2 separate regions of the Mus musculus genome follow, and region 1 is linked to region 2. The links are chromatin loops, found by intact Hi-C in ENCODE. Cell type or tissue: heart. All regions are shown on one strand. Each heading gives the region's core, and the rest is flanking DNA. Links, peaks and the distances in the headings are about the cores only. Region 1 holds the start of Plcb1 (phospholipase C, beta 1). Region 2 overlaps Plcb1 (phospholipase C, beta 1).

What was found. A loop is a pair of places that touch in the nucleus more often than their neighbours do. Peaks named below come from ENCODE experiments on the same cell type or tissue, not always from the same donor. Only the 100,000 strongest peaks of a DNase experiment are listed, where the experiment ranks them.
Region 1: a loop joins it to region 2, with 2.4 times the contacts of the local background. A loop is called at or near these places in 2 of 42 quality-filtered maps.

The regions. Positions count from the first base shown.
Region 1 is chr2:134,781,058-134,791,809 of GRCm38, forward strand. Plcb1 (phospholipase C, beta 1) reads left to right here and starts at 5,107. Exons shown (of 32, transcript NM_001145830.1): 1 at 5,107-5,574. The coding sequence starts at 5,476. In heart, for the core only: a CTCF peak has its summit at 4,966; DNase peaks (open chromatin) are centred at 5,054 and 5,654; H3K4me3 peaks cover 1,894 bases; H3K27ac peaks cover 943 bases; H3K27me3 peaks cover 1,333 bases.
Region 2 is chr2:134,860,008-134,870,759 of GRCm38, forward strand. All of the region lies in intron 2 of Plcb1 (phospholipase C, beta 1), which reads left to right. Among named protein-coding and RNA genes, the nearest start is that of Gm39941, 52 kb to the right of the region's middle. In heart, for the core only: a CTCF peak has its summit at 5,207 (motif pointing left); a DNase peak (open chromatin) is centred at 5,174.

The sequences.
Region 1 (10,752 bases), core at 997-8,996, 79 kb before region 2:
AGTTTATAGAATCAATGCAAAAATGGAGCTGACTGAATCACAAGACCACAGAATTAGGGTTCTATTTTTAAGATTTAGTTATTTTAAGGCTAATACAGACAGTTTAGTGTAATTGTAGAATAACTGCAAGTATGTATGTTAAGTACCATTGATTAATGCTATGTAGCAGTGACTTAACACACAAGGTGGCATTTGCTCTTTACAATTCCTTTTCCAGATAAATTATTGTGGTGATTGTATTTGCAGACCTGGGGATTTGTTAAGGCCTAGGTAAAAGAATAAGGCCTAGATGGAATGTTAAGGCCTAGGTAATAGTTACTTGGTTAGCTTGCCATTAAAAGGAGACTTTCTCATGTTTCTGCTGGTACTAGGAAACTTTCCAATGCCAAGATTGATTACATATTCTGTTCAGTGCCCTTGGAAACATATCATGAAGAAAGTCAATAGAACTTTCTTGTATAGTTACTCATAATGAGCTTGGACCTGAACCAACCACCCAAGAGCACTTCCTGTTCCTTTGTATAAGCTTTTAAGGCATAAGCTTCTCCTGGTTTAGACCCCAACATAAGAGAGACATTGGCACCACTATAAGAAATTATTTGGAATAAGACTTCTATTTTGAGTAGTGGTACAGTAAAGTTTAAGTTCCTATGAGCATTCTGGAAACTGACATCCTACTTGGCAGAAAGAGACATGTATGTGGGTAACTGGTACCCTGGTTGGCAAGTTAAGACACGCATGTTAGAGAAGTCCCATCCTGGTAGACAAGTCAGGACATGAATATTAGACAAGGCAAGCCCCCTGACACAGTGAAATACCTCAGTGGGAGCAGGGTAAGTGTACAATTAAGACATGTTCCTAAGGAAATCCCCTATCCCTAAATCCTGATTGGCGAAATAACTTGGCACAGAAGTTTGGAGCTTTTGACCTTAAAAATTCTGTAGGATCTTAACTTGGGGTCATGGTTCAGTTTACAAATTTGGGCCATGGTCCTGGTTGACCAGTGCTGTGATATATGCTCAATAAACTATCCCTCTCTGACTGAGATTGGTGTTTGTGTGGCTTGTGAGGCTATTCCTGGACTCCAACAGGACCAAATACCCTTCGTTTGAACTTTGGTTCTTTTTTTGTACTTGGTAGAAAATTTGGGGTGATCATTTCCTGTTTCTCTGACTCATTTTCCTCAAGCATAGAAGACAGAGAAACATAGTTTATAGGGTTAATATGAGGATTAAATCATGAAAGATATAAAACTCTTTGGAAAAGTACCAGGAACTAGCCCTTAACATCATTATTTACATACTAGCATATTTCATTTCAGAAGGAATAATCATCTTTTCCATGCTCACACAGCTAGTAATTGGAATAACTCACTATCAGGAGGCACTACACAAGCCTTTTCCAGTGTACCAAGCCTCACTGCCTTACAAATTGATTAGAGAAGGCTGTGGGCCATAATATAGCTTCTAGAGAGTTTGGAATATTTGTATAGATGTTAAAATAGATAAAAACTAGCCATATCTAAGTAGTAAGTCAGGATTCTAATATCAGACCTCTTGGGGGTCAATATCAGTTCCTGGCTTTGTGATCTAGATCATAGTCTATCATTTTGGGGAAGTTGGGGCAGGAACACAAGCAATAAATCAAACCACATCAACAATTGAGAATAGAGACTATGCACATCCTTGCTTGCTTGCTTGCTTGCTTGCTTGCTTGCTTGCTTGCTTGCTTGCTTTTGACTACCTTTCTTCACTCTTATGCAGCTCAGGACACAGCCTAGGAAATGCGTTGTCTATGGTGGACTGGGTCCTTCTACATCAGTTAACAAGGCAGGCAACCCATTACAGACTTGCCTACAGGCTAACCTGATGGAGATAATTACTCAGTGGAGACTGTCTGTCCAAGTGATTCTAGGCTATGTTGATTGTTAAAACTAACCACTACAAAGGGTTAATTATTTTATATGGCATATCAGCTAAGAGTAAAAATAAATTTGAACTTATGAAGATATGTATTATGACAAGTATCATAAAATCTAAAATTGGTTTAGAGCCTTATAGAGTCCAGGAAGAAAATTATTTTTCTTTTCTTTTCATTTCTTTCCTATTTTCTTCTTTCTTGTTTTTATATTGTTATATTCAGTGGAGAGAAACTAAGGAGGGGGGAGATGGAAAGCAAGGGGGAAGGAGGAGGAATGAGAAGGGGTATAAATATGAGAGATTTCGCCCTGAAGTACCCAACCTTCACCTTATTCGTTAGATTTGACTCCCTTATGTACCCTCTCAAGCAGTCACAGGCAAAGGTCAGTGTAGGAAAATGGAATGATTGTAATTAGTTCCATAATTCATCACTAAGCATGGTTGCCAACTAAACAATTTAGGATTTGCTTTGAAGATAAAAAGGGTAGAGATGCTGATGGATAAGACGGATTCCATTATGGAGTGACTGGGAATCGTTCAGCTGGTGACTCGGCCTAAGGTTTCTCTATAGTACCTTTTAGGGAGCAGCCCCAGTCTATCTTGACTCTCTAAGGTACTCCAACTAAAGCTTTCTGCTCAATAATTATTTCAGTGGATGATGAAATAATTGAGGAAAAAACAAGAAAAGGAAAGACCAGAGCAGAACAGAACAACCTGATAGGGCGTGCAGTAAGGATAATTGAGATGGTCTGGAGCCTTGGAAGAAGAGACTTATTACAGTCATTGAAGATAAAGATAAATGTGGATCAGTCTGAGGCCATTGCCTTCTGTGAGGTAGCTAGTGAGTCAAAGCCACTACTTGGAAGTACTATGGCCATCAGATTCATCATGTACTTTGGTATTGCAGGACCAGAATGAAACAAGGCAGTCTTTTAATGTCGCCCCACCTCTCTCTCTCTCTCTCTCTCTCTCTCTCTCTCTCTCTCTCTCTCTCTCTCTCTCTGTGTGTGTGTGTGTGTGTGTGTGTGTGTCAGTATGTGTGTGAAGTTGCTCCAAGATCAAGACAAGGCCTCCAAAGATAACAGGAGTCCAAACTCATTAATTATGATAGTTCCAAGAATATGGCTGGTTTTCTTATCTTATCTATTGATAATCTATCATCTGTCTGTTGATCTATGAATGTATATTTAGGTAACATTTGGGATTTATACCAGAATTCTATACATATCAGGTAAACCACTGGGATTCACCCTTAGATTATTTCTATTTAGTAGTCTTTTGGCTGAGTTTATAAAGTTTGGCCCACAGCGACCTGGTGTACTGGCTGGTTTTATGTGTCAACTTGACACAAGCTAGAGTTATCAGAAAGGAGCCTCCATTGAGGAAATGTCTTCATGAGCTCCAGTTATAAGGGATTATTTTTTTCAATTAGTGATCAATGGGGGAGGTCCCAGCCCATTATGGATGGTGATATCCCTGAGGACTATAAGAAAGCAGGTTGTGCAAGCCATGACGAAGCAAGCCAGTAAGCAGCACTCCTTCATGGCCTCTGCATCAGCAACTCGCTCCAGTTTCTGGCCCTGTCCTGACTTCCTGCAATGATGCATGTAAGCCAAATAAGTCCTGCTCTTCCCAATTTGCTTTTTGGTCATGGTGTTTCATTGCAGCACTAGAACTTGAAAACCAAGTACACAAAGAAAAAAGATTGAAAGCCATCTTTCTCTTCTCTCTCTCTCTCTCTCTCTCTCTCTCTCTCTCTGTGTGTGTGTGTGTGTGTGTGTGTGTGCATGTCCTAGTGTACCAAGGTGTAGGTGTGTAGGTCAGAGGGCAACTTTGAGGAGTCAGTTCTATCCTTCTACCATGTGGAGTTTGAGGATGAAACTCTGGCCATTAGGCTTGCTGGCAAGTGCCTTGACCGTCTAAAACCATTTTACTGGAGTCTCTTCTTCATACTGCTTCTTCTTTTCCAAAACCAACCTTTAGGGCAGTGTTTATTAGAATAAAATTCACTCATTTTATGTGTCTAGTCGTACAAGGTTTGTCAAATGTAAATACGCCGGTACAGAATCTTCCCATCATTCTCAAAGGTTCCCCTTGATGCCAAATTTTGCTCGCTACTGGCCACAGGTACCTGTTCGATCTACTTTCTGTCACCACAGAATACCTGGATTATTTCTACAGACCCTGCAGAGGGCATCTTGTTGCACGCTCTTGTTTGGCTTAAACTTTGTGTGATCATGGATATGTTCTGGAGTCTCTGTCCCTTCTCATCATGGAATAGTTTGGGGAACTTAGAAACTTAACTAAACTTTGTTTTTTTAGTCACCTATTGTTTGACGTTTACAAGTTTCAGTTGCCTTTACCATTGCTGGACAAGTTTCCTTTGGGTATGGTTTCCTTTCTCTTGAGCAAACATCTAGGAGCAGAAGTTTTGGATTGTGTGATACACAAATCTTTAACTTTATTAGTGGTTATTTTCTGAAGTATACTTGCCACTTTATACCCCACCCTCCACCTTTGTGATGGACGGAGATTCTAGATGCTCTACAACCTCTAAAACACTCGACAGTATGAACCTTGTGAGTGAAGATGACATCCCTATACCTATGATTCTATATGACTCCCACCCTGTCCCAGGCCCTGGGCCCCACTCCTTTCATCTTTCTAAGGAATAAAAGCTTTGCTGCCCCCCTCCCCGAGCTTTTTATTTCCTAAACACTGTTTGTGGGCCATCTAGGTTATAGGCTTCAAACTTTCTGGCAGGACAAGTTTTCTCTGGAGTTCTTGAGCTAAACCTCTCAAGTGCTTCTCTATACAAAATAAGAACCCTTTCTTTGAAAAGGCCGGAAAGCACCAGAGAGAAAGAAAGCCTAGGGCTCTCTCCCCGTTCTGCCTCAATGTTCTTCTTTACATACTGGTTAGGATCTGATTAACCACTAACCATATCTTTCCCAGAAAGCCCCCCAAACGCCAGCCTTGGCTAGGGGCACCGGGCATGCTCAGAGGGTGTGCGGCGCAGGCGTCGGCTGCAGTGGGGCCCGGGAGCCGGGAGGTGCCGCTGCGTCCCCGCTTCCCGTTGCTGACCCAGCGCGCAAAGTTGGGCAGGGAGCTGGGGGAGGAGGACCGCGAGCGAGGGTGGCGGAGCAGGGGCGGGAGGAGCGGAGGGAGGAGGGGACCGGAGCGTGTCACTCGCGCGCTCCCTCTGTGCACAGAGGATGTGCTGAATGGTGCGCTTCCAGGCGGCGGCCGAGCAGGATCCAGCGGCGGGCGACTCGCACTGCCCGGCTCTGCTCCTCCGCGTCTCCCGAGGCTCTACAGTCACCGCGGGCTCCAGATCCTGCGTCCCGCCCGGGGCATGGCAGGCTGCTGTACCCTCGCGTGTCGTCCCGCTTACTAAGCGGCGCGGGCCAGAGGTGCGGAGGCCAAGAGGCCGGAGGCCGGCGGGCAGCGAAGCCCAGAGCCTGGTGAATCGAGAGCCAAGCCCGCTCGCGCCCGGAGCTCCGCGTCCCGTCTCCACTGCGCTCGCCCGGGCCGCCCGGAGCCCCGATGAGCCCAGATGGCTGGGGCTCAGCCCGGAGTGCACGCCTTGCAACTCAAGCCCGTGTGCGTGTCCGACAGCCTCAAGAAGGGCACCAAATTCGTCAAGTGGGATGATGTAAGTGAGGGGCGGCGCAGTGGGGTGCGGACCGGGCACCCTAGGGCGGGCTGCGTGGGGGTGGGGCGAGGGGCGCGTTATGCAATGGGGCGCTGGAGCGGGAGCGGGCAGCCTAGGGCGCACAGGTTGCCAGATGCCTGGGTGGGTGGTAGAGGGTGGCAGCTTTCCGCGCGCTCTCCTCCTCCTAGGGGGTTTAGAGTTGACATCTTTGCTGGGTCTGGCCAGCACCTCCTGAGGGACTTAAGTCTTTGGGGCCAGTGGAACCGAAGGGACATGTTTTACCCAGTGACAGGTCCTGAGAGTTTGAAAAGAGCATGAAGTTAGAAGCAGCTGGATAGCGCTGGAGAGTACTAGATGCATCCCCCACCACCTCAGCTAGCTAAGGCATCCTATTACCTCCTTTGCCCTCTTTCAAGAAGTACTAGCTACTATCCAGGTCCCAAACCTTGCAGTTACTGCTAACCCTTGAGCATTTTTTTAAAATGCTGGCCAAGCAGCAGAGGACACAGCAGTACAGCCGACAGGTGGTCGTTGATGCCAAACTTTAGCGCCTGACTGCAGAGTGAGGGGCCTTAGAAAGGGCTGTTGGTGCACACCAGAAACGGATTGGTGAGCAAACTAGTAGCTGTTGGGGCCGAGGAGCGCAGGATGGACTTAGAGACAGGGCCAGGTTTTGAAAAACAAGCTTGCTTAGGTCTTCACTTTGAAATAGACCCACAACTTCACCCTCCGGTTTACTTGCACCCGTTGCTGTATAGGAGAGATCCTGGCCGGCTCCAGGACTTCCTATGACCTCTCCCTTCCCTCCACCCTAGTTACCTTCAGAACACTTGAAGGCTTCTGACAGAAACCTCCAATGGAATGCACATTACCCTATCGATGTGGCTTCCTGGGTGTCATCCAATGGGTTTGATAAGAACCACTCACCCGAATAAACCTGAGCTGTCAGGATCTAAAGAGATTCCAGTCCTAATGATTAACACATCTCCTATCAGGAGCAACTGTAGGAGAATGAACCCGTCTTCTAACTGAAATGATTTCCCACCTCCGTAAATTACAGCCTGTTATCCTTCCGGGTATTTTACTTTAATCTTCTTAAGCCAATTTCCAGTGTCTGAAAACAATTTAAATATTCCAGGTAGTGAATCCAATTACTTAGATGAGTGCATCCGTGTCTATATTTTGTCCAGTTGGAAGCGCAAACTGAACTTGCAGTATGAGCAGAGCCACAGCCTCCTTGAAATCTCTTGCCAATTACCAAATGATGGAGGCAAGGATGTAAACACACCCTCTTTACCAAGGGCTTTGCACTTGTCTCCTTTCTGTCCCAGTCTAATTGGACCGGAGGCTGTTATAAATGGAATAGAATCGAAACAATAAATCAGACACAGATGAATTGTTTTTGTTAAGAAGACAAAAGGAGAGTGCAGTTCAACAAATGCAATGTTCTCATCCATAGACATCCTTAGGTAAAAAGCAAACAAAGGGGTGGATCTGAGAAAGAGGAAAAGGGTAAAGTGGAGAGAAAGAGAGAGAACAGGAGGGGAGAGGCTGAGAGGGGATAGGGTGGGAGGGGAGGGGCGGGGAGGGGAGGAGAGGAGAGGGGAGGGGAGGGGAGGGGAGGAGAGCAGAGCAGAATCCCAGAGTAAAAAAGGGTTAATTTTAGTCATAAGCTCTGGAATTCTTATTACTAATGGTCTTTAAACTATATTTTATTAATTCTCCATAAAGTCTGGTTTTTGAGAACATAACTTTGAGAGCGAAGGTTATAGATACCCAGGTAGGTGATTTGTGTTATATGTATTTAAGTAGCAAATGTTCCACACTCACTTCATCAGTGCCTGCCTTGAACTACATTTTGAGGGTGATGGAGAAAGTGGGTAAAATCTCTCCCATTATAGACTGGATATGCTAAATAGAAGAGATCCAAAATCATCAAAACACCATGATCAAATGATGCTCTGGGAATGATGGAGAAGCCAATAGCCAGCCCTAGGAGAAGGGAAAAGTGGGCAGAGTCCTCCAATTAAGGCAGCAGTGAGTTCCTGGGGAGGCTTGTGCTAAGGAGGCCCATTGTGAGGGAGCCCAGAGATCTTCTTAAGAGAAACCAGACTGCACCCAGAGAAGGAATTAAATGGACTTTAGAGAAGTGCCCTGCAGGCACTTGGCTCTCTTGCTGTGTTTGATCCGTGCGCTAGGAGGCATGGAGACATTCTTAGTATCCCTATTGTAGTCCCTGAGCATCCCCTTTTCTGGTACTCCTAGAGTTTGAGTTTCCTCTTTTAGCAACAAGCCAGTTTGATCTGTTTGGCTGTTTCTATTGCATCTCTATGAAGCTTCACTTTCCAGACAAAGAAAACCAAATCTAGAACCAGAGGTCTGGCTTTTCTCACTCAGCAGTGTGACTTTAGACAAATAAACATGTTGAACCTTTGTTGTCTCTTGTACAGAACTGGCAATACTATATCCCCTATACATTTAATGTAATGGTCTGTGGGATTTCTCTATAATCAAGCAACCTTCCCTTCCCTTCTCCCCTCAGAAGCATCCAGAAGTTCTGTTAGTCTTGGGATTGCTGGATCTACCCTGTTTCTGATTCAGCTTTGGGGTAGGGCTTGAGGGTGTACCTTTCTTACAAGGCCTTAGTTAGTGTGGCTGTGGTATCCGCTGCTCTGGGAAACAGCACTGTGTAGGACCAGGGAGAAGGTTTTTGAATGAGCTGTTACTGCAGCTTCTTAGTTCACAAAAATGTCCAGTGGCTTGTGAATTTAATTTTGTCTCTGCTTACAGTTTGAGGCATTTGTCATCTAGGAATTGGAAACACCCCAGTGGCAGCTTTGTTAGATCTTCTGGGGTTATTTACTGAAGCATCAATACTCAGAATTGAATGGATAACTCACATTCTTACATTTCTTTTGAGTTGTTGTTAGACAATGAATAAATCGTTCTTATACCTTCTTCCTTACTTACTCTTTTCCTTCCTTCTTTTCCCTCCCTCCCTCCCTCCCTTCCTGTTCTCCAGGTTTGAAAGGGTCTCTGATTTGATTTTGTGTAACAGAGCTATGGATGTTTCTCTTCTTTAAGTTTTTGGGGAATACTCTCTCTTTCTACCCCAAGGGAACATCCCATCTGTACTGGCTAGTTTTGTGTCAACTTGACACAGCTGGAGTTATCACAGAGAAAGGAGCTTCAGTTGAGGAAATGCCTCCATGAGATCCAACTGTAAGGCATTTTCTCAATTAGTGATCAAGGGGGAAAGGCCCCCTGTGGGTGGGACAATCTCTGGGCTGGTAGTTTTGGTTCCTTATCTAGAAGAAAAATAAATGCTACAAACAACTTGGAAGTCCTTTGTACACCTGCTTGGCTGTGAAAACAGCAGAATCCTGCTTTCTAGTTTATAAGGAGGGAGTGTGGGCAAATCCCATAGATATTTTACTATCATATTAGACATCACAGTGCATACTGAGAATTTAAAAGTGATATGTTGGGGTTGTTTAGGATTGTAAAGTGCTACACAACATAATCACTGGTCCTGCTTTACCAGCCACCATATGGAATGGGAGATGTCACATAGACAGGGCTATGTCAGGCATAACTTGTTGGCTCTTTACCATAGTCTTGGAAAGGTTGTTCCTGGATGGTCTAGGGATGGTTGGCACTGACAGAGGCACAAACCAATGACAGCAGGTACCAAATGGCCAAGAGCAGGAGCAGTCCCAGACATTGCAGCACCCACTCAGACACTCCCTGCTGTGTCAAGGAAGATCTGGGAGCCCTTAGAAGTCAGGAGAAGGTTTGGAATGTTGCAGTAATTTAAAACTAGTAATTTGGGACATAATGTAACATCGAAGCTAATCCTGTCTTGTTGGACTCAGTGAAAGGAGAAAGAGCTGACCTATTGTAGCTGCCTCTTTATTAGTAACAAGAAAAAAAAATCAAATTATAGCCTTTTAGTTTGTATTTGCACATGGCCCAATTAAAGGTGGAACATGGTCAATTCTTTGTACTGTGGGTGTTCCAGGGGAGCTGTGGTGAGGTAGACAGTGGATGGTAATTTACTTTCTTCATCTTATCTAGAGAGCCTTTTCTCTCTTGAGTTTTGACTTCTGTCTGGATTGGTGTTTAGAGGTCAAACTTTTACTGGGATATCTACTTATCCCAGATAGGGAGCCATGACAGAGCAAGTTCAGATAACTCTAAAGTCCAACATGGTGAACAGTAATTTTTATTAATGTTACTTATCGGAAAGTAGGTGAAGGGTTACTTGCAGAAGCAGAAATTACTCCAAGCCTACCACAGCATAGGTGACAACTCACAAAAGCTGGGAACCTGGAGCACACTGTACAGCCTGCAGTCAGCTCAACAGGTTGGAGAGAGTTCTTTCCAAGGTGCTTAGCCCTCTTCTAGGCAGCTTGGTTGGTTTCTTGTTCTTTCAGGGAGCTGGTCTTGTCTGTGAATTTTCTTTGCAGCTTGGCTTGGCTCAGAGTGAGTCTTGGTAGTCTTTATTGTTTACTCTAGGGAGTAAGTGGCCTGGTGAATTTGGTCAGTTTTAGGGACTTCCTGAACTATTTTAGTTGTTTATCTTTTGGTTTAAGAAACAGTCCCTCCAGAATAGAATGTTTCAATCTCAGAGGAAACTGCTACTCAGCAATTGAACAGGAGATAGGTAAGGAATGACCCAAAGCTGTGTAATATCCCCTGCCTTAGCCCCAGCCTCTGGCCTGCCAATGTTTCAAACCTTGGACCTTATTTTTATTTTTAATCTTCCAACCTCCAAGGAGTAGTCTCCTTTTCTCCCCCATCTCCTTCTTTTCTCCCTCTCTCCCTTCCTCCATCTCCCCACCTCTCTTTCATTTTTTAAACATTTTTCCTCCCTCTCCCCTCCTCCTCCTTCTTTTTCTCCTCCTTTTATAGAATTTCCTTGTATAACAGCCCTGACTGTCCTGGGACTCTCCTTGTAGACCAGGCTGGTATCAGTCTCAGAGAGATTAGCCTGCTTCTACCTCCTGAGTACCTGGATTAAAGGCATATACCACAAACCCAGCTTCGGGTCTAGTCTGGTCCGGTCCGGTCTGGTCTTTTCTTCTGTTTATCACTCTTGGTTCCCAAATTCCTATCATACTGCAGGCAAATTGCCTAGTCTATCTCAGCCTCATGTTTCTTAACTGTACTATGGCT
Region 2 (10,752 bases), core at 913-8,912:
ATCTCTGACCAAAAAGGGCTAGAATCACAGGCGTGTACCACATGCTTGGTTTTATACATGGGTGTTGAGGATCAAACACAGGTCCTCATGCTTCCATAGCAAGAAGTACTGCCTGAGCTCTTTCTCTAGTTCTCATATTTTCTTAAAACAACTGGAATATTTCCATAGCATGTTACAATTCTGATTGAAGAATGTGTATGCTGGGTCTAAATGTTTTTCAGTATGTCAACTCCCAGTTAGTGTATGCAAAGTCCAGTTAGAGTCCCAGGAGATGTCAGAGTTAAAGGAAAGGTGACCAGATTAATTGGCATGAATGAAAACTCAAGGGAGGATAAAGAAATTGACTCAAGAGGGAGAGATAGGCTGAGAGGAGTACCTGCTTCTCCTGTGGTGAAGTGAAGCACCACTGAGGGCTTTCCAAGTGAAGAGAAAGAGGCTTCGTGAAGTGAGATGACAGGAAGGCTAGGGAGAAATTGCTGGGATTTGTACTCATGACCTAAAACTTCTTAACGAGGAACTGAAGAGATCTGTCAATAGCAAAATTCAGAGCTGAGGATCTTGAGGGGAGTTAAAAGTGGATGCATTCACTATCAAAGTGCATTGTTAATCCATTAAATACCCCAGAGTGTGCTTATTGGTACACACAGACAGATCCTCAGCTCTGCTTTCATTTGTGAGGAGCTGAGCATAAGTCCCTGCTATTCCAAGGCTGGAGCATGGGTGCACGGCATCCACATCTTTTGGGAGCATCTTATAGATGGACCTGTCTGTGTGCATTAAAGGATGTATAGTTGAGTGTTGATTCTGCAACCAGACTGCATTCCCCGGTTTCTTCCATTTAGCCCCGAGGCTTTGGGACAGTTTTCTTTATGCTCTCAGGTTCCTCTTGAGTGAACTGGAAATAAAAAAGTAATGATACCTACTTCTCAGAGTTATTCTTCAAGTCAAATACTTACAGAATACCTTGGTACACAGCAAATCGTATCTAAGTATTGATAATAGTAACAGTTGGCCAGCTAGAGCCAATCTAGACTGTCACAGGAAACAGGTGATGAATGGCCAGTTCCCGGCAGGGTCAGTTCCAAGCCATTGAGTATTCTAAGTTCCATGGAGCTTGAGGTTGGTCCATGAGTTGGCTCCATGTGTCCATCATGTCTCAAATTTCTTAGCATGCATTCATATTGAAAAGGAAACATTTAAAATAACCCCAAGTTCATTTCACTCTCACTCTATTGTTCATATATTTAGCTGTCTCTGAGTTTTAATATGCACTAGATTTTAGGAGTCCAGTTGCCTTGTTTGTAAAGGTGACTTTTGCTCAGAAAGTTACTGAAAACTATTTATTGTGCCAGAATTCTAGGGATACATCAATGAGGTTTCGAGTCACCTCTGTCAGTGAGGCTTGCTCTCTGGATGTGAACATTTGACAGCTTCATTTCTTCTAGAGAAATTTAAGGCCAGACAAACATATTGAGATACATATGTTGTTGGAATAATTTACTTTCCTTTGTTTCATTTTCACAAATGCTGTTTTCCCCCCTTTGGGGTTGTAAGATTATATGAGTGCATGGATAAGTTACTGTATTAACGATGCACTTTTATAGTAGGTAGTAGTTATTAGAGTTCTGGCTCATATAGAGAGGACCCATTGGCACAAGCAAAGGTCCTAGAGCAGGTATTGATCACAGGTGAGAAGCTTGGACAGTCCTGAGTGGTTCCTTGGCTGCTCTGTAGCAGGAAGGCAGTACTTAAATGGTATACTTAACTTACCAAACTCTGGCTTATTGAGTTATGATACATATATCTTTAAATCTTTTTAAGCCAGGCAGAGGTTAATGTTGTATGGACAGAATTCTCTACACTTTAAACAACAATTCAATTTTCCATCTTTGCCAGTCTTTTTTAATTCTTAGAATGTAAAGTAAGAAGATGGCTCATTGACTGCTTCTCACATGATAGTGTCATTATCAGAGAGCTGGACAAGAATCTGAATTACCATGTAATAAGTCTGATACACATCAAAATTATAACACAAATCACACAATGGAGCTTATAGTACATTGAAAGTTGGTTGGAAATTACTTTAAGAGGGGTAATTAATTTTTAATATCTTTATTCACATGCTAAATACAATAATAACTAGTACAGAATAAAACAGCACACGCTTGATGAATGCAGAGTTCTTCTGTTCAAGGGTAGTAAATACAGGTATGTACACTGAGCCAAAGTCATGTATTCTGATCTCTGATTATTTCAGATGTGGCATTGCCCTGAGTTGGATAAATGGTTTTTATAAACTCTTGGTTTTATCACTGAAAACGGAGGAGAATAATTCAGGCCTAAATTATGTATAGTGTTGCTCGAATGAAGGAACCTGGATTTGAAATCCACAAGTGCTACCCAAATACAAGATAAATAGTTTTATAAAAAGTGTTAAGTCTGGTTTGGGTATAAACAAGTAAGAATTACTCATACTTTAAGGATATAATGGCTTGAACAGTGCCTTCTTCTAAATTCATACCTGCCTAGAACTCAAAATGTAACCTTATTTAGAAATACAGGTTTCATGGATGCTATTAGTTAACTGATACAAAATTACTGGATTTGATTTTGCTTTAAATCTCATGGCTGGTGTTTTCATATGAGCAGAAGAGGACATATAGGGAACACAGCATATGGAATGTGAGAATGGCCTTGCAGGTTGGTGTGGTGTGGTGACTGGCCAAGGAATATGAAGAATTTTGAGGAAGAGACAAAGTAGCATTTTCCCTTAGATCCTTGAAGGGGTAATGATGCTGTTGTGTGTCTTTCAGTTGAGACTTCTATCCTCCAGAACTGTGAGTAAATGCAGTACTCTTGCGCATCTTGGTCAGAGTACAGGAATTTGCACCTGTCATGATGATGGTAGCCAGAGCTACTGAGTGAAGCTTTATTGGCTTTCTGATAGTCTCATAGTAGATCATCACTACCCTTCTCTCCTCTTCCTGTTCCTCCTCCCCCTTTTCTTCTTCCTCTTCCCCTCCTCTTCTTCCTTCTCACCTCTTCTCTTCCTTCCACTTAACTGCCACTTGCTAGTTCTTACTAAGAATACACAAAGTGGAAAGTTGGGAAAAGTCTGTAAAATCCTTGAACCTTGGTTTATACCTCTGTATGTTTCAAAATAAAGACAAACTTGTACCTGTCTACTGTCATAGAAGGCTCAATCCTGGCTCTTTGACCTGCATTTAAAATGAGGATGAGACACACTCTTATGAGGCTAGTCTGTCACTGGCCTTATGATCATGGGCTGGGATCTCTTGCTGAACATGGATCACTGAATGGTTCTCCATTTGGATTGAAATGGCAAAGATCAGCCTAAATGTACTTATGGAATTTGTATTATAAGAGAAGATTTGGGTCAGAGGTGATATTCAGGAGTTTCAGTACTTAACAAGATCTGAAAATGTCACATTCCACACACATCTACATAGAGATGTCTCAAGTGTCTATTGGCCTAGTTTCTTAGACTGAATTAAAAAAAATCAACATTGGGAAAATTCAGGTTCAATTTTTTGTAATCTTCCCTCAATTTATTGCCATTTTCCAAGACAGCATTAATACTGAATCAAGTCATATCAGAATCTATTTGCCTGGTTCTTGCTAATTATATCTCAGCCCAATAAGATGCTTGTTATAATTTTGCTTTAGATAGTACTGCATATTACTTTTTTAAAATAGGAAAATCATGTCTTCAGAACATGTTACTCCATACATTGGCTCTTCATCTTGAATATTCATTTCATTTTTCTTCAGCCAGTATAGCTTTCTGTATCTTCTGCTGTTGCTCAGGTCTATAAACAAAATTTTACTTTCATTACATGATTTTCTCTGTTCCTGGATTTAGAAATCTTGGATGACACATTTCCATCCTTTCAACTCTAAGGAAGTCTGTCTCCCATGTGCCTTAATTTTTAGTGGACATAATTTATTTCTTCCAACTATGTTTCAAGACTTCCTTGGTCTCTGTTGTCCTGCACGTACACTGTGATATAAAGATTTTATTCTATTCAAACTTTCCAAGTCTCTATGTGAAAATTGTTGTCTTTCAATGATTTGACAAAATTGTAGCCATTTCATGAAGTATCTTCTTGTCTCTTACCAAGATTAGAGTTATACACTTAGAAGAATTTGTACGTCTTAATTTATATTTCTTTTTTTTAAAATTAGGTATTTTCCTCATTTAAATTTCCAATACTATCCCAAAAGTCCCCCATACCTTCCCCCCCCTACTCCCCTACCCACCCACTCCCACTTTTTGGCCCTGGCATTCCCCTGGACTGGGGCATATAAAGTTTGCAAGTCCAATGGGCCTCTCTTTGCAGTGATGGCCAACTAGGCCATCTTTTGATACATATGCCGCTAGAGTCAAGAGCTCCGGGGTACTGGTTAGTTCATAATGTTGTTCCACCTATAGGGTTGCAGATCCCTTTAGCTCCTTGGGTATTTTCTCTAGCTCCTCCATTGGGGGCCCTGTGATCCATCCAATAGCTGACTGTGAGAATCCACCTCTGTGTTTGCTAGGCCCCGGCATAGTCTCACAAGAGACAGCTATATCAGGGTCCTTTCTAAAGAACAATTTTTTTCAGTACATATCTGAAACACTGAAGTTAGTTACAAGTGGATTGTCCCTCTCCATGTTAGCAGTCTCTGAGAAATTTCCCATCTTTCTCTATATACCACCCCCCACCCCCTCTGCTAATGTTTTGTTCAACTAGACAACAAGTAAAGGTGTGCAATCTTTATGTTAACATGCTGTGACTATAGCATTTGATTAGTTAAATTACCATTGTACCCATGAGTGACATACATGCCTCCATTTATATGTTGGCTATTCTAAATCAAACAACTTGGTCCAGTTCCCATGATTGGTAAACACTTCACCTTTCCTGGAGCTCCTGGCAGTGCCTCTTTTAAATGGAATTCCAGTTCTGCCCTGGCATCATGCGTTTTTTACCTGTGTTCCATGTTAGGACTTGGTCACATTTCTGTGGCAGAGATTGTAATACGGTGCTTCTGAGGTGTTTCACCCAATAAGCTCCCAACTGCTAAGCTTTCTTCAAACATTTATGTTGTCTCACAGTTCTACTAGGACAAGCTGGAAGACCTCTGCGTCCCGCCCGAGCAAGGCCAGTAAGTTGGCAAGCTCCTTGGAAGCCTGCCATCTGGAGGAACACCCGTGTAAAGTCCTGCCTGAAGGCTTGGTAGAGTCCCAACATTGACCTTTTGGTCTTTCTTTTCTCTTTTCTCCCCCTCCACTTTTTTCCTTTCAGAAAACAGAAGAATGTCTTTTTTATTGATTGCAATGTCTATAAACTTTTGAAATTTGGCAATTGAGCATTAAACTTGTTTTAATGTGCACATTTGCTTTTGTTGAATGAAGTCCAGGTCTCTTCATTTCCCAGGGCACAAAATTCTTGGTTAAATTCCATGGGAAAGGCTTGTGTTCTGAGTGTATAAACATGTAGCCAAATACTTGTAGAATTCAGCAAGTGTGTGCGTTCTTAGTAGTGACTCAATTCAGATGCATGCCTGTAGAACCTATTCTTCAGGAAGGTATATTGTACAAACAGGTTTTAAATGGAGTGGACATCCATAACTTGCTACAGTGAACTCTTCTTCAATGATTCAATATGCTTTCCCCTCTAGATGGGGAATCAGCATGACCCCTTGAAATCCTTGCTTCTGAGGCAGTAGTTATATTGTAGAGAACACAAGAACGATAGATTCAGCAGATGAATTAAAGTGATAGTTATCATTTGGGAGGTCAGTGGATTTTTTTCAATGTAGATTGTTGAATACAGTTTCAGATTGTTGTCATTTTGAGCTATTTTGGTTAGAAACAAACACCAAAAATTTACACAAAACAGTTTGCTTAATGCACAATAAACATGTAACTTAATTGGCACATTTGTTCTTTGCTTGCTTTGGAAATCATTCTGGGGAAACAGAAACACCTACATAGGCTTCTGAGCCACGTGGGTGTAGACCTAATTCTTTCTGATCATCATGGTAGCATTTGGTAAGTGACATAACTCCTCTGAGCCATGGTGTCATTTTCTATGAGTTGGAAATGCTAGGAGCTATCTTCAAGGGTGAGCTATAGGGTTACCCAATGCAGTTTGCTTCCCGGTCTTCAACAAATACCTTGATCTTGAGACAAAATATGATCAAGAAAAGGAAGTGTTCTTCCAAGACATATGTTTCGTGGTGCTGTTGAGATCAAGACTCTATTTTAAAATGTTTGTGTTGTGAAACATAGAGCATGCTCTTAGAGCTGACATCGTAAATGTGTTATTTAATGAATTCAGTAATAACCAACACTTAGATATCTGTGACATAGCTTGGCCATTTGTTCTTAATGTACATATTTAAAAGCAAAAGATCTACTAATGTACCATTCAAAATATCTTTCAAGTTCTACGCAAGCCTGCCACATTTTTCAGATTAAGGAATGGACCACCTTTCGTCATTGTTCAGCCTTATTAAAATAGACCACTCTTGATTTGGATTGGGTTTGTCCTGCCTGGTTTGGAATTTTACACACTTGAAATTATAAATGGTATATTATTGGGTTTTTTTTGGGGGGTGGGGTGGAATCTCTGGCTTCTGCTTTATATTCTATCTCTTTTCAAAATCTAATTTGCTGTAGAAACATCAATTGTATACAAAGAACAAAAACAATGAACAGTCTCTTCTATATCCCTGAAAAACCACCTTTATCTGAGCAGTACTTTGTTTTATTTGAACACTTGCTGGATTCCTAATCCCAAATCTCTGATGACTGTCTCTAAGCATATTGGTGTTACATTCCCAGGAATGTCAGTTTGTGTCTCCTTATGAACAGGCTCCCTCTGTCCCACTTACAAACTTAATGACAAATGCTGGCTATCAATATTGTCATAGGGAATGGACATGCCCTAATTTTCTTATTTGGATTTTAGTTGTTTTTTCCAACAGGGTATGAAGAGTATTCATATACTACAGACAGGGATGCTGTTTGAAGAAGGGTCATGCTATGTGACCCAGCTTGTTTATGTATCCCCAGAGTGGCTATGACCTCATGATCCTCCTGCTTCAATCTCATGAGACCTGGGATCACAGACATAAAATACCATGCCTGGCTTGGATGCTTTCTTTTAAACTCTAATTTGCATAGTTGGGCACTATGCTCTACTTCCACTGAATATTTCATGGTATTACATGTTCCTTATGCCTCTCACGAAGAGAGTAGATTTATACATTTTCAAATTACAGCTGCTATTGGGGTTCATAATATCTTCAGATATTAAAAAATGTGATAGCTTTTAATTACTTCATAGCTTGTATCTTACATACTTCAAATCCTTTCTGTGCTTCAGGGATGGACTTCTGGCATGCTCAAATACACACACACACACACACACACACACACACACATATATATATATATATATATATATATAATTTTTTTCTGTTGGTATTACAAAGCCCACACTTTGCTACTTGGCTCCTTTGATTTAAGTGTGAAGTGACAAGCACAGTGGGCTAGCTTAGCTCAGCTTGACTGAACACAGTCACCACCGAGACCTGAGAAAGTTCCTTGAAGGAAGCGGTATTGAGAACGGCAATATTTTCATGAACCTCTTGTCTCACATCTGCCTGGGCGACTTGGAAGGAGTATTCTGAAGGATATACCACTCCGACGGACACATTGGGTGCTTGCTTAAATGAGTTTCTTTCACACTTTCCCTTACTTTCAAGCAGTCCAGTTACTAATAAAGCAGTGCCCGAGGTTCCCAATAAACCTGTCTCATAGTCTTTTCGAGCCTAATGCTTCTGTTTCTTTACCTCTCACCTGTACTAGGGTTTTCCTCTCCATGCCGCTCATGACAAAGTGATTCCTGGTGCACCGTGATTTACATTCTTGTTCTAGTACCGATCACTGACTAATTGATGAACTTCTTTTCCACTGATACTAAAGCCACATCTTCCGAGATCCTTGAGGTATATGTTTTGGTCATTGTGACACCTTATGGGTGGTGTCACTGTAGTCTCTTGTCACAAGCTCTCTTCTCACTGTGACCCAGAACTTTGAAGTGCTACTGCATAGATTCCCTTGGCTTTCATGCTGCCCTGGCATCCTGCTCTATGCTGCCTGTGGTATGCTGGATTGTTTGGCCTCAGCCTGGTCCCATTTCCCCTTGGACATTTTGTTGTGTCTGTGCATGTTGTACACAGTAGTGGGGGAGGGAGAACTTACACTATGCACACAGGGAGAAGCAGGCACCAGTAAAAAAAAAAAATCAGAATCTTTAAACAATATAGGCACTTGCTCCATATCTTCTGGGTTTTTCAGTTTGAGGGTACCAGGACCCTTTGATCTTGATCCTTTTGTGACATAGCCTTCCTCCTTCTCCTTGGGTTATTTTAGCCTTCTAGGATATGGCTTTTTTTTAATTTCTTTTTTTCCTGTACATAGGGAATGTTAAATTTTCTACTAATCAAATTAAGGAAAGACAAGAGCAATTGAAACATAATTAAAGTATTTTTGTAGCCTAACACTTCTAATATATTATTTCAACATGCACAGGATATAAGGATGATTAGGTGTTTTCGATTCTGTTTTAGTTTGCTTTTCTGTTGTTGTAATAAAGCATGTTGACCAAAAGCAGTTTAGGGGAAGAAAGGGCTTGTTTCGCTTACAAGTCCAAATCGCAGTCCACTGTGGAAAGCTGCCGGCGCAAGGGCTAAAGCAAGAACTCTCGCTGAAGCAGAAACCACACCAGGGAAGTGTGCTGTCATTGACCTATAACTACAGCCCTGAAATAACTTTTTTATTTATTGTTATTTCTGGTAACAATTGTCCCATTTTATTATTACCATTATCATGGAAAGTTATAAGGTCATTTTCATGCATGTGTATAATGTATTTTTAACATATCTTACCCAAACCCCAATGTTCTTCCCATTCTTAACCTCCAAAATGACATTACTTTTTATGGCTAATGTTTTCAATGTGTGTATAAATCCTATTTTCTTTATCCATTCCCTTGTTGTTAGATATCTTGAAGAAGGTATATCAAGCTGACTTTCCCTGAAATAACACCCCCCCATTAGTTCCACAACCTGGCTATTATTATGAATGAGGCTTCAATAACTATCCATATGCAAGACCTTTGTAGGGCTGACTTCGAGTATTTGGAATATGTACTGAGAAGTAGTATGATCTGACATGTTTTATTTGTTTTGTTGTTGTTGTTATTTTTGCAATCTCCTAACTGATTTCTATACATCCTGAACTAGTTTATATTTACACTCGTAGCATATAAGATGTTCCCTTTTATTTGCAACCTCAGCAGCATTTGTTGATCCTTGTTTCTTGATGATTGACCTCATGACCATAAACGTTCAGGGAGGAAAGGCTTCATTTACAGACCCTTCCTTCCATTTCACAGTACATCAATAAAGGCAGTCAGGGCAGGAACCTGGAGGCAGGAAATGAAGCAAGGCCCCGGAGGAGTAGAGATAACTGGGTTTTTTTTTTTTTCTCTATGGCTCACTCAACCTGCTTGCTTATAGCACCCAGAACCACTCACCTAGGGGTGGCATGTCACAGAGTGAGCTGGCTTGTGGCATATCAGTCATCAATCAAGATTATGTCCCCCAGGCTTCCTTGCTCACTGGCTAGTCTGGTGGGGAAAATGTTCTCAGTTGGGATTCCCAAATGATTCTTGCTTGTGTCAAGTTGACACACTGCTTTTTATTTTTATTTTTTTATTTTTATCTTTTTAGGATGCTATTAGAAAACAAGTTCCTCATACTTCTTAATTTGAAAGTAGGACAGTAAGATGTTTGTCCTTCATGTTTGCTGTCATTTCTGCTCAAGTGCTCTTGACGGGTTTCCGCATGCCTCGCTCTCCTCACCAGGATATTCCATTCTTTTGTTTTGAAATGGCTAGGAGATATTTATGCTCCCCATCCTGCTTTTCATAGTTCTTTTTCAAAGCCCTGTTAGAGTCTGGTACACTGTTGATCCCACAGCCATGATCTGGTACCATTCAAATAGCTGATGCCGACATCTATGAGTAATTATGCTATAGTCTGGGCTGTGTATGGTCTATGTTGATGGTAGCCTTGTTTATCCTTTAGAAAAGTATTCCAAAATGCAATTAATAAATAAACCAAAGACTACACATGATGTGTTTTACTCTTACTATACATTTTAGCAAAAGTAGAATGCAATTTTTTGCACCTTCAGAGAAACACTGTAGAATTTCTCTTTGAGTATTTGAACTACCAGCTTGGTTATGCTTTTAAGCTAGTACTTAGTAAACTGAGGGTCATTTGAACACAGCCACTGCTATACTGGAAGAATTGATCTGGTGAGACAACTCCTACCTAATGCTGAGGGTAAAATATTCAGTTACGTATGATGAGCAAAAGGATAGTTATCTTTTTTGACAATACCTAGTGTGAGGTTACAAGATTTCATTGCATGACTAGAATTTTAAAACTGAATTTATTGACTTTTGGTTTTTCAATTTTTGAGCAGGAGCCTAACATAGTTGAGATTGACTTCAGATTAATATGTAGCTGATCATGGTCTTGAACTTCCCATTTACAAGCATCTGCCTCCAAGTGCTAGGATTGCAGATGTGTATTACTATATCCATGTTACAACTTGCTTTTTTTTTCTGGAATTCTCCATTTACTGTTTTTTAAAGGCAATTCACT